Linked DNA regions of Homo sapiens: region 1 is linked to region 2. The links are chromatin loops, found by intact Hi-C in ENCODE. Cell type or tissue: GM12878. All regions are shown on one strand.

What was found. Hi-C counts contacts between places; a loop is a spot of excess contacts. Peaks named below come from ENCODE experiments on the same cell type or tissue, not always from the same donor. Only the 100,000 strongest peaks of a DNase experiment are listed, where the experiment ranks them.
Region 1: a loop joins it to region 2, with 2.8 times the contacts of the local background. A loop is called at or near these places in 5 of 110 quality-filtered maps.

The regions. Positions count from the first base shown.
Region 1 is chr1:41,752,162-41,757,161 of GRCh38, reverse strand. The region is part of intron 1 of HIVEP3 (HIVEP zinc finger 3); the gene reads left to right. Among named protein-coding and RNA genes, the nearest start is that of HIVEP3, 160 kb to the left of the region's middle. RefSeq lists an enhancer at 4,602-4,791. In GM12878, a CTCF peak has its summit at 2,517 (motif pointing left); DNase peaks (open chromatin) are centred at 4,485 and 4,981; H3K4me3 peaks cover 1 bases; H3K27ac peaks cover 1,084 bases.
Region 2 is chr1:41,865,782-41,870,781 of GRCh38, reverse strand. All of the region lies in intron 1 of HIVEP3 (HIVEP zinc finger 3), which reads left to right. Among named protein-coding and RNA genes, the nearest start is that of HIVEP3, 51 kb to the left of the region's middle. RefSeq lists a silencer at 383-462. In GM12878, a CTCF peak has its summit at 2,040 (motif pointing right); a DNase peak (open chromatin) is centred at 2,134; H3K27ac peaks cover 918 bases.

The sequences.
Region 1 (5,000 bases), 110 kb after region 2:
CCTGGGCCACAGAGCGAGATTCCATCTCCAAAATAATAATAATAATAATAATAATAATAATAATAATAATTTTTTAGAGACAAGGTCTTGCTATGTTGCCCAGGCTGGCCTCATACTCCTGGCCTCAAGTGATCCGCCCTCCTCTTTGAGATCCTGCCCTCTATAGTGCTGGGATTACAGGCATGAGCCACTGACCCCAGCCAACCATTGCTAATATTTTATTGCAGAATAACTTTCTAGACTTTGCAAATGTGTGTGTATATTATTTGTTTATTCAACAAATATTTATTGAGTGCCTACTTTCTGTCAGGCACTATACTGAGATCCAGGGATTCTGGAGTAAATGATACGGACAAAAATCCTTGCCCTCAGGGAGCTTGCAGTCTATATATTCATATAACTTTTTATTTTTTAAAGAACCATATGGTGCTTTTAAGTAATCTTTTCCCTTTAAGAGTATATTGAGAAAGTCTTTCCATATCAACGAATGTAGAACTACATCATCATTTCAATGATTGTATAATATTCCATTGGATATATTTATCCTAGTCTATTTAACCAATTATTGGCATGAAGAGGTTTGTTCTAAGTTCCCACTGTTATAAACAACTTTGAAATGATCCTGTTTATCCAGGGATCTAGGGCTCTTTGGTGCCTTTTTAATATTACCTTAGGATAAGTTTGTAAAAGTGGAATTTGGAAAAAGAACCAGGAATCAATCCGTGGTTTTGATACTGTATTGTAGTAGGCATACAGGTCTATGTCATTTTATCACGTTACTTCATCACATGTGTAGATTCACCAAAATCAAGATACAGAACTATTCCATCACCTGAAAGATCTTCTTACTGCTCCTCTTTATAGTCATACTTTTCCCATCCCCCAGTCATCCCTGACTGTTGGCAACCACTGGTTTGTCCTCTATCTCTATAATCATACATTAGATGACCTTTTGAGATCGGCTTTTAAAACTCAGCATATTGCCCTTAATATTTATCCGAGATCTGTATAACAACAGTCTGTTCCTTTTAATCACTGAGTAGTATTCCCTGGTATGGGTGTACAATTTGTTTAACTAATCACCTATTGTAGGCCAGTTGTTGGCTTTTACAAACAAGGCTGCTGTGAGCATTCAAGTACAGATTACGTGCACACAATTTGTATTTGTTTGAGATAAATGCCCAGGAGTATTACTGTCAGGTCTTATGCTAACTGTATGTTTAGTTTTTTTAAAGAAACTGAGAAACTATTAATATTTTTCAGTGTAGCTATATCATTTTATATTCCCACCGGCAATGGACAAGGGATGCAATTTCTCCGCATTCTTTCCAGCATTTGGTATTGTCAGTATTTTTAATTTTAGCTGTTTTAATAGCCATGTAGGGGTATTTTATTGTAGTTTTAATTTGTATTTCCCTAATGGCTAATGACATTGAACATCTTTTTACGTGCTTATTTGCCATCTGTATATCCTCTTCGGTGAAGTGTTCATTCATGTCTTTAGCCCATTTTCTAATTAGATTGTTTATTGTTTTGGGTGTTTTTTTTTTTTTGACTGCTGTGTTTTGAGAGTTCTTTGTATGTTCTAGATATGAGTCCTTTGTCAGATTTGTTGTTTGCAGATATCTTCTCCTAGTCCATAGCTTGCCTTTTCATTCTCTTAACAGGGTCTTATGCGAAGCAGTTTTTAATTTTGATGAAATTCAATTTTGTGGATTTTTTTTCTTTTATGGATTGTGCTTTTGATATCACACCTAAAGACTCTTCACTGGGCTCTAGGTCCTGAAAATCTTCTCCTGTGTTATCTCTGAATGTTTTATGGTTTTGCATTTTATGTTTAAATCTATTACCTCTTTTGGATGAAATTTTGTATAAAGTGGAAGGTTTGCATTGAGGTCCATGTTTTCCTTATGGATAGCTAATATTTCTAGCACCGCTTGTTAAAAAAAAACTATGCTTCCTTCATTGAATTGCTTTTTTGCCTTTGTCCAAACTCGGTTGGCTGTAGCCATGTGGAACTATTTCTGGGTTCGCTATTTGTTTCCAGTGACCTATGTATCTGTCCTGCCAATACCACACATTCTTGATTACTGTAGCTATATCATGTCTTAACATCAGGTAAAGTGATGCTTCTCACCTTATTTTTCTTTTTTCAAAATTGTTTCAGTGTTCTGGTTCCTTTGGCATGTACTTTTTCAAGGCTTGTGATAACGTATTACCAAACTGCTCCTGAAAGGTGGTACTAATTTAAACTTCCGCTGCAGTGTAGGGGCGCTTGTTTCCATACACCCACACCAACCCCGGCTGTTATCATTTTAAAAAATCTTTGCCTATCTGATAACTGAAAAATTATTCACATCCTTATTTTAAATTGCATTTCTTTGGTTGCCTTTGAACCTAAGCAGGCAGCCAGTGCCCCCAGATCTGAGTAGAAGAGTTTGGTACCTTGGTGATATCAAGATTCACATTTGAGGTTTCAGAAATGTCCAACAGAGTGAGCAGGCAGGTTTGTGTGGCGACCCCTGCTGACTCCTTTTTCCCTCTGAAGGTATATTGCACCCTCTCTTCCTTGCTTATTGTCGCTCATCTCAGCTTCTGGAGACTAAGTCGTCTGTCCAGGCAGCCACACGTACGGCAGGCAGGCATCGCTCTGCAGAAAAGCCCAAACGTATTTTCAAATTGTACTCAAAAGTTGACCACTTCTCACCTCCATTGCCATTACCTTGGCTCACTTGCTGCTATCTCTAGCATGCAAAGACTATTGTTGTGATAGCCTCCCAACAGCATTGCAATCTGATCCTTGTCTCCTGTGCTCTTGTCTCAAAGGGCAGTGGAGTCTCTTCACCACCCAGAAGCCAGAGGGTTGCCTCTAAAACACAAATCAGGGGTCCTCCTCTGCTCAAAATCCTCCCTTCTCACCCAGAGTGAAAGCCAAAGGTCCTGGGTGGCCTGCAAGGTCCTGCACGACCCTGATGGCCAGGTCCCACTCTCCTTGCTGGGTCACCCTGCGGCAGCCGCTATGGTGTCTTTGCTGTTCCTCAGACCCACCCAGAATGCCGCGTGCTCTTGCTCTTTTGCTGTTTCCTTCTGTCTGGAAGACAGTTCTCTCTGCCCAGAATGTCTTCCTCAGCTGTCCACAGAGCTCACTCACTTCCTCACCTTCCCTCTAGTCTCCATCGGCACTCACCTCCAGCATTGCCTTTGCTGCCTTCTCCTCTTACCCCCACCACCCGCTGACCCACAACGGATATTGCACTTGCTTACTGGTTCCCTGGTTGTCTCCCCTCCCAGAGGACAGAGATTTTGTTCATTCATTCACCGGCTGCTGTATGCCTAATGTCTAATACACTGCCTGGCACATGATGCCTGCTCAATAAATACCTGAATGAATGAAAATGAACGGCCACCTAGTAAACAGCCCCTCATTAGAAACGCTTCCATTGTTTTCTATTTTTATTTATTTATTTATTTATTTATTTATTTATTTATTTTTGAGACGGCGTTTCTCTCCTGTGTCCCAGGCTGGAGTGCGATGACGTGATCTCGGCTCACTGCAACCTCCGCCTCCCGAGTTCAAGTGATTCTCCTGCCTCAGCCTTCCAAGTAGTTGGGATTACAGGCACATGCCACCACACCCGGATAATTTTTGTATTTTTAGTAGAGACGGGATTTCACCATGTTGGCCAGGCTGGTCTTGAACTCCTGACCTCAAGTGATCCTCCTACCTCGGCCTCCCAAAGTCCAAAGTGCTGGGATTACAGGCGTGAGCCACCGTGCCCGGCCCATTGCTTCCAATTTTTAAAACAAACAATGCTAACATGAATATCCTTGGAGTGAATTACTCATACACAGTCATGATTATTTCCTTAGGATTAATTTCTAAGATTGAATTGCTAGGTCAAGGGGATGCACATTAAAAAAACACTTTTGACAGGTATTTCTCCAGAAAGGCAGTATCAATTTCCATACTTACCAGAAATGTGTGACTGTGTCTTTTTCCCTACACTCCCACCAATGCTGGGTCTTGTCATTTTTAGAAAGTCTTTGCCAAGTTACCTGCCACTGTTCTCACGTGAGTTTTTACAGAAGGAGTTTTGTGTAACTTGATAGAATACAACCGCTTTACAGCAACTCAGAGACAGTCTTTCTGTGGTTGTAAACACGCTCAATAAAACCCAAAGGCAGTGCCCAGCGATGTAGCCAGTGGAGCAGCAGCCAGGCTAGTAGCCAGACTCAGATGTGGATCTTTCCCTGAGCCTAACACTTTGTAAAGTGAGCACTGAGATTGTCCAGCGGAGAGAAGGGACGCCAGATTATTTAGAACACTTTCCTGAATTGTTACTTTTCCTAGCCAAGCTTTGAATAGAACCCAGAGAGGTCAGAGTTCAAGGTTTTGCTGTCTTCTAAGGCCTGCCCTAAGCCAAGGGTTCTCAAACTGAGAGTGCCTCAGAATCACCTGGAGGGCCTGGGCTTGTTCAAACACAGACTGCTGGTTCTGTCGGTCTGGGACAGGCCCAGGGATTTGCATTTTTAACAAGTTCCCAGATGACGCTGATGCTCCGGGTTCAGGAACCATACTTTGAGAACTGCTGGCCTGGAGTGTTGGATGTATTTTGTCTGCCTCCCACTGGGTCTTTCCCTCAGCCCCCTAGGCTGGGTTAGGCACCAGCCCCTGTGCCCCATGGGAGCTCCATCGCCGTGCTGACCACATCACAGTCAGAGCCGCAGTCTTCCCTGGTCTTTTTCCCCTCTTTGGAGGTGGACCCTGGTCTAGGCCCCTGGTTCATCTCAGTCCACCCAGAGCCTGCTGAGCTGCTTGGCACAGAGGCATTCAGTGAGGGCTCCCCAGAAGGGTGAGGAGCTATTGCGGAGCCTCCGTGGGTGACTGCCACAGACTCCATGTGTGCTGACCAGGGAGGTGCAGCACAGAGGTCACCCTGTGGTTTTGAAAGTCAGTCATCCGGATTCATTCTCACTTCCTCTGATCGTTGGATTCTGAT
Region 2 (5,000 bases):
CTGCCAGTCCCAGGATAACACCTGCAGGTTCTGTCCTCTCAGGGAGAGTAACTTTCTTCCTGTTGTCTTACATCTTATTGTTTTCACTTACTAGTAGATTAATAAATAAAACAATTTCGTTTGTTAAATTTAAAAGTCATATTGATTGTAACATCAATTATCCCTGTGTAAAGTAGACAGCAGGGTGCATTTTGGAATTTTAGAATATGAATGGAGCTTTCAAATGCTTTAATTCATTCATTTGTACGTTCACCCGGCCAGTATGGACAGGATGCCTACCATGTTGCACGTACTGTGTCAGGCGCTGGGAATGAAATGACAAATCAGATACAATCTCTGTCCTTTTGGAACTGACAGTTTAGGGAGGGTGACAGACAGTAAATCAGTATTGTGTGTGTGATTATTTAATTGCAACGTTGAAAAGAGAGAGTGATAAGTCGAATGTGACTCATACTAGGGGGTCAGTAATCACTTGTTGAATGGATGACTCAGTGAATGAGTGAATGAGTCACCCAATCTAGTGCTGGGGGGCTTTTTTTGGGGAAGTGATATTTCAGCTAAGGTCTGAGGCATGAGCAGGGATCAGCCAGATGAGGATGGTGGGGTGGGGAGGGACCGTCACCCCTGCAGCACCTTCCCTTCTTGGAGTCATAGGGGCACTATGTTTGGGATGTCAGCAGTCCCAGGGTCCTTGTCTCAGGACTGACACTTGAGAAAAGCCTCCTCTTTTAGTCAGACGCACTCACATTCTGCTCCGTTTCAAATCTGTTTAGACATTGTTTAGGCCATCTCTTTATTGTTTGTCCTCCAAACGTGTTACTTGTAAGATTTGTTCCTTAATAATTTATATTTTTATAATGTCAGGGGCCAATATGTTTCAAGAGGAACACATTTCAATGTCATGATGAAAGCTAATGGGAGAAGGCTTTTGTTCTACAAAAATTTTCTTTATTTTTTCAACTTTATTGAGGTTATAATTGATATTAAAAAACTGTACAGATTTAATGTGTACAGTCTAATGAGTTGGGACATATGCTTACACCCATGATGCTGTCACCACAGGCAAGGTAATACACATATCCGTCACCTGCAAGAGTTTCTGTGTGTCCCTTTGTTTCTCATTTTGTTTTTTTCAAAAATTTACTTTATAGGATTATAGAACACATGTGCTCCTTAAAGAAAAACACTGTGCAGGGAGATAACAGTCATCAAACATGGAAACCTTTGAGTTGAATGTGAGTTTCGTACTTTGGTGTCTCACGTATGGCTTCATCAGTCTTTGCTGTGTCCTTGGCATCTGATCTCAGATGTAGCTGCGTCAGGCTCTGTCATCTCCTCACTGGGCACTGACTGGTCTGGGGCCTCCATGGCATGTGCTCTTCTCACACTGAGTGGGGTTTCCGTTTGTCTCTTGGGGAAAGGAAGGCAGTCACCTTTAGTTTGCATCTCTTAAGGGCAGTTGATATCCAGGGCAGGTGAATTCTCTTAGCTTTTTTGATCCCTTGCTTGTGACACACAGATTTCTCCGTGTGAGGGGGTGACCTCCTTAAGAGCGTTGTCTTTATTAATGAGCATTGTCTTTAGTAATGAGCATTAGCCTAGAATGGAACTGTCCCAAAATCCTCAACAAGCAGGTCGATGGGAGAGCCATCACCTGTTTTATTCTACTGACATAAGTAGCCTATAGGGTGTAGACATGAACAGGAAGGAGGCTGGATGCTAGGGAAAAAATACATCCACAGAAACCATTGCTTTGAACCCCACCTTTGCTGGGAACAAGCCTTCTGATCTCAGGCAAATCATTTCACATTCTGAACTGTTGCTTCCTCACTTACAAAAGGGGAGAAATTCCTATTTATTGAGCAATTAATGTGCACAGTCATTATGCTTTAGGTGTCTGTTTTGTTTTAATTGTTCACTTAAGCCTTACAACAGTCTTACGAAATAAGTGTTAGTATCCCCAATTAACAGATGGTAAAGCTAAGGCCTAGTGTACTTGGTACCATGTCCAGAATCAGACCACCTATAGATGGCAGTGTCAGGATTTGAAACCCAGACCTCTGCTGAGCAAGCCCATGCTTTCTCTTTCCTTGCTGTGCTCATGGGAGGGTGGTTGTGGTGAGTGCGGGAGAGCCACGCACAGGTGTGCTCTAAACCATAAAGCAATCGTTTGTTGTTTTCCCCTGAGATAATTGACTAGTTCAGTTGGAATATGAGTTTGTTGTTATTGCTTTAGGGTTGAATATAAACAAAAAATTGGAGACTAGTGTCTCCAGGGGTGTATCTGTTTTCAGTGTCTTATCGGTTCATCTGGCTACTAAGGCGGGGGAGGAGGGGACTTAAGAGCAAGAGACTTATTTGCATAAAAGTATCCAAGTGCAAATTGATACACAGTGTCATGACAGTGCCACCATCTCTCACCCATCAGCAGGGCATCCTGTCCCCATGCATTCTCCAAATATTTGTATATTTGTAGAGCACCTACCCAAGGCTGACACTGGGCCCTGGAGTGTAACACTGAAGTCAGACTCTATTTGACAGAGCTTATATTTGAGTGAGAAAAACAAGACCAAAAAAAAAAAAACCCCCACAAACTATTATATAACTACTGATGGTGTTCATGGCTAAGAGGAAAAGCAGGGTAGGAAGGAGGCCAGTGTGGCTGGAGTTAGTATCAGCTAGGGGAAAGAGGAGGCACTGAGGCCAGCCAGGTGGCCATGCGGGCCAGTTGGGGCTCAGCAGGTCAGTGATAGGACCTGGATGACCATGGTGGGTGGCTTTCACTGCTCAGAGACATTGGCTTTTATTTTGAGTGAGATGGAAAGCCTCTGGGAGCTTTTGGAAGGGGAGGGGGGAGGGCAGAGATCGAAGCAGGGAGTCCAGATGGGAGGCTGTGGCTGTGTTCTAGGTGATAGCATTGGAGGGGTGGGAAGTGATTGGATCCAGGCTCTGCCTTCAGATAGAACTGACAGGATTTACCTTGGTCTCCCTGCCCTGAACCTACACAGGAGGCGTGGGAGGAAGAACCCAAGTTAGGCCATTTACCAGATGGCACCTCGTAGTGGAGAGATGGTGGACAAGGTCGCATGAGTATGGGCAGGTGAGACCTTGAGGTGAGGCCAGCAGGGCCTTGTGCTTCCAAGGTTAAGCACGAGGGAGACAGAATCACTCATGATCCATGCAGCATATTTTCTCATTGAAATGCCTGCAGCAAGAAGGCCATCCTGCGGCCTAGTACAGGTGCCACGTGCAGCTGGAATGAGTCTGGAGGAGTCAGGCTAGAGAGGGAAGGTGGGGAGGGGCTGCTTGGTGAGGCCTCAGCATCTTCCTCTAGGAGGGGGTCTGCAAACTGCAGCCTGCTTGTGAGCCAAATTTGCCTGCCGCCTGTTTTTATATGGCACCTCAAACTAAGGATGATTCTTACATTTCTAAAGAGTTGTAAAATAAAAACATCAAAGAAGATGGTCCATAACCCTTTCTGGCCCTTTATAGAAAAAGCTTGCCAATGCCTGCTGTAGGCACATGATGGCCAGGACAAGGAAGCCCCATCCACCTCATTTCATGCCACTCCTGGAGAGTCTCGGAGGCTGGCCCTGAGCTAGAAATGCCCACTGCAGAACAGCTCTCTACCTGGAGTTCCTGCTGGAGTGTCCCCTCTCTAAGAGGGAGAGTGCCCAATAGCCACTGGAAGCTTGAGTGATGATTGGAAAGACTGGCCCTGGCTCTCCATCATGGTGGTGGTGAGGATGCAGAGGAATGACAGAATCATATATTTTGCAAGCTTTAAAGATGTCTGTTTTGCCTGTTATGCCTGAAATACTCAGAAGTCCCTCTTTCTGTCATAGGTATCCTGACGTTGAGTGTCCTTAAGACACAGTCAAGGTTTAAGTCAGGACATGGGCATTGAGCTGGGACATTAGCATCTTGTCCAGATTTTTCAGTGATCTGTAAATGACCTTTAGCATGCCAGGAGCTCCCTGTGCTCTGCAGCTGCTGACTGTACCGGGGTGATTTGCTTGAGGAAAAGACTAGGCTCATGCTCCTTTGAGTGCCTGATGGTCGGATGTGTTCCTTGGGGAAAATACCCAAGGTCAGAAACTGAGCCAAGAGAAGGCTGATTTGGAGAAGAGGAGGAGGTAGCTGGGGAAGAGAAAGGAACGGAACTGGGAAAGGACAGAGGTTACCTTTTTAAACCAACCTGACCTTCTGCTCCTGGCAAGCAGGCTTGGTCCTGGGTCCAGATCCAGTGAGTCCCACAGGGAGCAGCCAGGTCCACTGTGAATCCTTGGCAAGCAGCCTGCCCTAGAAAGTGGAGTGCACTGCATAGAGGCCCAGGAGTCAGTACAGGCAGTGGCCTGGCCTGGGGCCGACCCTGAGCTGCAGGTCACCCTAACCTGTTTGCCTTCCCTCTCTGGCTAGAGAGAAGAGAATCTTTGGCTCTTGAAGGTTGCTAATGCAGCAGCTGCAGTGGTTTCCACCATGCATCCCCTGTCCCTGAAGCTGGGGTGGAGGACCAGCCTCTGAGGAGTGGTGGCCTGGGGAAAGGGGCTAGAGCCTGACCCCTCCCTGCAGATGTGTCCATCCCCATCTCTCAGTCCCAAGGCAGCTGCACCCCCCACTTTGACCACTGCTGGTGTAAAGGGTGCTGAAGATTCCTGAGAGTCCACTGTGGATCTGCCTGGTGTGAGGAAGCTGGCCTCGGCTGGATAGTTATCCGTCTCTCTGTTTTGTTAATGGACAGTAGGGCCCAGTTGCCAGCTGCCATCACAGCAGCGGGGAGAGAAGGCACAGAAGGCCTCAGATTTCGATGCTCCCTTCTACCATAAAAGCCTTGTTAGTTTATTTGTCAAGTCTTTGGGACCTATTTATGAGCTCAAAGCTCCGTGTTATGTGGTTTTTTTTCCTTTTTGCCAAATCCCAAAGCTACGTGTAATGGACAGATAGTGTTAACCTTGGTATTAGCTCATAGTTAAAGCTGTTGCACTTTGTCCTCCTTCTTG